Regions from separate parts of the Homo sapiens genome. Here region 1 is linked to region 2. A link is an interaction called in ENCODE POLR2A ChIA-PET data of the cell type or tissue named here. Cell type or tissue: PC-9. All regions are shown on one strand. Links, peaks and the distances in the headings refer to the core of each region. The heading gives the core; the rest is flanking DNA. Region 1 holds the start of MIR298 (microRNA 298). Region 2 overlaps STX16 (syntaxin 16).

What was found. Peaks named below come from ENCODE experiments on the same cell type or tissue, not always from the same donor. Only the 100,000 strongest peaks of a DNase experiment are listed, where the experiment ranks them.
Region 1: POLR2A ChIA-PET joins it to region 2 with 7 read pairs; 4 of 35 experiments call an interaction of 5 or more read pairs at or near these places.

Annotation. Positions count from the first base shown.
Region 1 is chr20:58,817,656-58,820,466 of GRCh38, reverse strand. MIR298 (microRNA 298) reads left to right here and starts at 2,154; the gene lies at 2,154-2,241. MIR296 (microRNA 296) reads left to right here and starts at 2,773; the gene lies at 2,773-2,811. It also overlaps GNAS-AS1. In PC-9, for the core only: no CTCF peak of the experiment used is centred there; a DNase peak (open chromatin) is centred at 1,636.
Region 2 is chr20:58,655,335-58,658,145 of GRCh38, reverse strand. All of the region lies in intron 1 of STX16 (syntaxin 16), which reads right to left. The region is part of intron 1 of STX16-NPEPL1 (STX16-NPEPL1 readthrough (NMD candidate)); the gene reads right to left. Among named protein-coding and RNA genes, the nearest start is that of STX16, 5.5 kb to the right of the region's middle. In PC-9, for the core only: no CTCF peak of the experiment used is centred there; no DNase peak of the experiment used is centred there.

The DNA.
Region 1 (2,811 bases), core at 137-2,636, 160 kb before region 2:
AGCCTATAGTCAGAGCTGGTTCCTTAGGCCTTAGGTGGGGCACCCTTGGAGAGCTCCCTCGGGTAGGTGTCCAGGTGCCAGGTATGGCTCCGGTTACTGTGGTGCCTCCCTCCCTTCGTCTACCTGGTGCTTCTAGAGGCTCGGCTCAGCCTCGTCTTGGCAGCTGGGCCAGGAGGCAGGGCTCTGTGGGTTTCCCATGTATATTTCTTGATAGGTGAGAAAGTGAGCCCCACCTGTGTGGCTCAGCGGTCAGCACCTAAGGCCGCATCTCCAGTTCCACGACAGAAACACCAGGTCATGTGCATGGGTGGCTGGCGCACACCATCAACACCGTGAAGGCATCTCTTTGCCATTCCTGGTGCCCCCACTGGAGCGGGCGTCTGAACTCTGGAGATTGAGAACCTGGGGGCTCTGGTGGGGCACAGAGTGCCCAAGCCCCTCCCCACTAGATGGCACGGCCGCAGAGGCAGTACGGATGAGCATTCAGCACCCCTTTTCTGGGAGGGTCACCTGGGGCGGGGTGCGAGGACCCCTTTGCCCTGGGCACCTGTTGGACCTGAGTCCGGGTCCCAGCTGTTCTACCTCACACTGAGGTCGTGGTCACCTGTGTGGGTCTGGGTTTTTTGTCCGTGACAAAGGTTGGGACCAGAGGTAGATGGGTTTGCCTGCTCTATTGTTTCATGATGGAAACAATCCTGGTTGGTTGCCTGGTTTCTGCTTGGGTTCCCATTCCTTGCCCCGGCCCTACAGGATCAGTGGAGCACCATAGCCCTGCCTCCTTTCTCTGGCCAGCCAGAGGGCTTCAGAAAAGGCTTATCTAAGCCTGGCTTCTTGCCCTCTGTTCTTGAGGGCCCTGAAGAATTTGACTCTGGCAGATGGCTTCTCTCAGATCAGACACAAAGGCCTTGGAGATTGGGACTCCACACCCATTTCATTGAAACCTGCTCTCCCCCCATCAGAAAAAGGGCCATGTTTTCAAAACCATAACTGCTTCTCTCTTAAATCAACAATAAACAACAGCCTAAAGATTGCCCGTGAAAGTAAGTTCCACTGATGGCCGTTCTGGCCGTTGGAAGCAAGATATCAAGTTGGAGTGTGACCGCAGGCGATCATGCCGCAGGTGAGTGTGTGTGCGCCTGGTTTCATTTCTGTTGTTAATCCTTTGCCCTGTTTTTCTCTTTGTTTTTATTCCAAACCTGTCTGCTCCCAAGGGTCCCTGTCTGCTTCCAAGGGTCCCTGGAACCTTCTGCAGCTGTGCCTCTCCAGAGCTCCGCCTCATTAGTGCCACGTTCCTGGTTTGAAAACCATAGTACTTCAACCTCTTCTAGATGGGAGTTAACCTTTGCCCTCTGAAAGAAAGGTTTGATAAGCAAAGAGAGTTTGGTGAGCAAGATCCTTGAGGTAAGAGCTGATCTCTGACGTCCGCTGGGAACTGGCTGCTCTGCAGGTTTCTGTATCACATTTTCTGCACATGTCCATTAGAATTGGAGATGGGGCGTATCTAGTGTTGAATAAAGGCCCGGCAGGCCCTCCCAGATGCACCCTGTCAGACAGAGCCTACTGTGGATTCTTTAGAAATGGCTTGACTCATTCTTGGTGGCGACCACACCACCCACAGGCACCTAAAATGAAAGGATTTTTGTTAGCTGGTTACCACCAAACCACCTCAGGCAATACGTGGGAGACTCCAAACCAGCTGCTGTTAAAAAAAAAAAAAAGGCAGCAGAGCAGTCATAGAACAGACCCTTCTTACTGCTGCATACAAGATGATCCCATGGAATGCAGGCAGCCACAGCTTTGTCCACATGTGCTCTGTGTATCTGGGGCTGCTAGGCTGGTTAGATTTGTGGTCTTCTTCCTCCTGTGGAGGACCCTAGAGAGAGCCAGCCTGAGCCCTCACCGTTGTTCCTTCCCCGGCAGCACTTACAGAATGATCCTCTAAGACCTCCCCTCCAGCCCTAGCTGGGTTCCTAATTTTCCAGCTATTTAATATCTTCTTTATGTCTCAGTGAATGTTCCCAGGCAGAGTAGCCAGACAGACTCATACTGACAGTTCTCAACAGCCAGTCCCATCCTCCTAAAGATCTCCAGAATCAGCCACATGGACCTGATGCTAGAGGCCTGTCAGCACTGGGGGACCCGGGAGAAGCAGCTCAGGTCTTCAGCAGAAGCAGGGAGGTTCTCCCAGTGGTTTTCCTTGACTGTGAGGAACTAGCCTGCTGCTTTGCTCAGGAGTGAGCTGCCGGCTCCCCTTTGATGTGCTGCGTCTGTTCAGAACTAGGCAGGGGTGCTTCACCGTGGCAGCACTTGAGTTAGGCAGTGGTTCATGGACTCTTCTCCCAGGGCCCCACACAAAACACTGTTAGCACAGACCTGCCACTCAGATCAAGGTGGCCAGCAGAGCCATCAGAGAATAGCCTTCAGAAGATGAATGGCAAGGCCAGCCGGCAGCACGTGAGGCCAGGGCAGAGACGCAGTGAACCGTTCCATGGCGCCCCGAGCCTGCTGCCAAGGCCTCCTTGGAGCTGAGATGGAGGCGGGGTGGCTGAGAGGCAAGCTGGATGTGCATGTTTGGGAAGAGGGCTCCGTAGAAAGTGCTGTAGGGGCCTTGGCTGGGGACCACGTGAGCCCTTGTGCGGAGAGGGCCTGTGTCTGTGGATCTGGGGTCCACCACAGGCCACTGAGATGGGACAGGGCTGGGAGGATTGAGGAGGGAAGATCCTGAGTGAAATTGTGAAATCAGGCCCAGCCTCATGTGGGAGGTGAGGAGAAAGGACCCTTCCAGAGGGCCCCCCCTCAATCCTGTTGTGC
Region 2 (2,811 bases), core at 124-2,623:
ACATGTGCCTATGCTCTTGGATTATTAACCGAGCACACACACCCTGATCTTCTGATTTCTACAATTATTAGTTGATAAGAGGTGAAATCAGAATCATGGGATTCTAGGGCTAGAAATAAGTCTTTTCTTACAAATAAGAAAACTAAGCTTCAAAATGTATAAATGCATTGCTTGAAGCCACAGAGCTTGTTAATGGTCAGACTGGGGACAGACCCAGGTGTTCAGGTCTCTTTCCACCCCACCCTCCAGCCTCTCTAATTTTATTAACAATTCAGGGAATTACTTGTGATAGGCAGCTACCACCACATCAGGAATATTAAATTAAGGTCACCTTTTCAAAGACCCTCCCCACCATTCTGCTATTTAAAAATAGAAGGCTTTCAAAATTCTGTCTGCCACCAAATTACCAGGAAATTTAGTCAAGACCTGAATTAAAACATTTAGAATTACCATCAAGAAAGACCAAAATAAAGCCAAATGAAAACACGTTACTACACATCATCACCTTCTAAATCTTTATAATGTCTAAATCTAGGTTTTTGACCTTCCAATGGCATGCAATCAAGCAAACACTGAAAACTCCAAGTAGCATGTGGAATTTATAGTCTAAAGAACTTTCTACATAAAACTGAAAAATAAGTGGAAACCCATCTGTGTTTACTCAGGAAGTCTGGAAAAGTTGAGCAAAATGAGTTGGAAACACAGGTCTATGCTATAGTGATATTTACTTTATTTCCGTTACTGCCAAAATAAAAGTTTGCTTCACTTTTATCCAACAAAGTACCCTTATTCTCAAAGTAAGCCTCACTGCTCCCATGGAATCTTTAAAAGCAGAAAAGCAAGTAGATCTAAAGAGAAATATATAATGATTTCATACTTGGATTCTAAAGACAGAGAACTAATTTTCCAACAGACTCAGCTTGTACTAAAACTTAGAATCTTCAATCTGCAAGTTAAAATTGACTATGTAAGGTTCATAAAGTGAGATAAAGAAAGATGCTAGCCTATTGCAAGAAAAAAAATTGTTTTAAAACAATAGGTCCTTCCATTTTCCAGGATCTGCAGCACAAGTTCTGAAAATGCAGCCAACACCAGAGTGGCCCAGGAGGTGAGCACGGGGCTCTGAAGCCAGATTTGCCAGAGTTCCAATCACAGCCCCCAGCCATCAGGTGGGTGACACTGGGCCAGTTTCCTACCTCCTCTAAAATCTGTTTCCTTATCTGTATCTGAGAAAAACAATAGTACTTATTTGATAGAGCACTGTGAAGATGAGCTGAGCTTACACACGGAAAGGGCTTAGCCCAGAGCCAGGCACAAAGTAAACTCTCCATAAATCTTAGCTAATATTGTAGTCAAGCCTGAATAAGGACCTCAGGTTTCTTATAACCATAGTTAATCCTTAATTTCCTTTTTCCTAAAGCACACATTTTATTAAAAATAATGTGCTTATGTTTCAAACTAATCTAAGACCAATTAACGCTAGCTTCCAATTATAGATTATGCATTATTTTAAAGCAGAGTATAGATTAGGCAGTAAACACTAACAAAGTAGCTCCAACCCCTATATTAGATCCATTCCCGGAGATCGAAGGAAACCACACAAATCCATACAGAATTTCATCAGATCAGAAGAGCATCTCAATATCTACCTTTCATTCATTTCTTTATGACTTTACAATTTGTTTTGAATAATTGTTTAGCTTCATAAATCCATTTCAGTTTCCTAAAGCCAAGCTGCTTGAATGAGTTGCTACCTTAAAACCTGCACTTGGCTGGCATAATAATGTGAAAGTTACTTTTGCACAGTACTGGGGCTACTTCTAAGGATTTCTGTCAGTAACCTTGGACTGACAGCTACAACACTGTTGACTATGAATTTCTCCTTTTCAAATTAAAGCTAAAGTCAGGAGAAACAATGTATTAAAACAGAACTTGAGAAAATACTGTTGAATCGATAGGGCTGCTGGAAATCACCTAACCCAAACCCCTCAGTTTACAAATGAGGCAAAAAATGTCCGAAAAGATTAAAGGCTTGCCTAAGGACACACTCTGAGCCTGCAGCAGAACAGGACTTAGGCCTCAATTCTCAGATTCAATTCTCAGTGCTCTTTCCTTTATTTCATGCTGCCCTGAGGCATGAACGTGATGGGGCACTCAAAACTGAGGCCAAAGTAAAATGCATGGGAAATACGACTGTATTTTGTTAGGAGTGCATAAAGTCAAACCTGTCTGTTTTTTTACAATTAGTTTTACTAACTTTAATACAACTAAGAACACAAAAAAGTAGAATTTTGCTCAGTTCTGGATGCTGAAATCTAAAAAGGATACAGAAAAACTAAACATCATTTATAGGAAAAAAGCATAACCACTCTGAGCCGGGAATGCTAGGCCTGGAAAGAATTCTGGGTAACAAGGCTGCAGGGTTACCAGACAGAAGGAAGACCCGAAGGAACAGAACTAAAAGCAGGACCCCAGGACACAAATAGTTGGGATTAACAGGCAAAGACTTTTTAGTGGTAAAAATCATGGAGCTGCTGGCATTTTCCATCATTGTCATACACCATGGCCAAATAAGATAGGCATGAGGGGTTATCACAAATGGGGACATTAGGCCAAATGACCTTTAGGTTCCTTCTGGCCCTTGAGGCTTTGTGTTTATCTGGTCACTGCGTATCCTCCTTAAATTCCTGTTTATTTGACATATTTGCCTGAATGCTGCAAAACCCTGTATGCACGCACAGGGACACACAATAACCCCACTACAACAACCAAATTCTAGTTTTTTCCCTCAAACTAGGATGCAAAAAATGC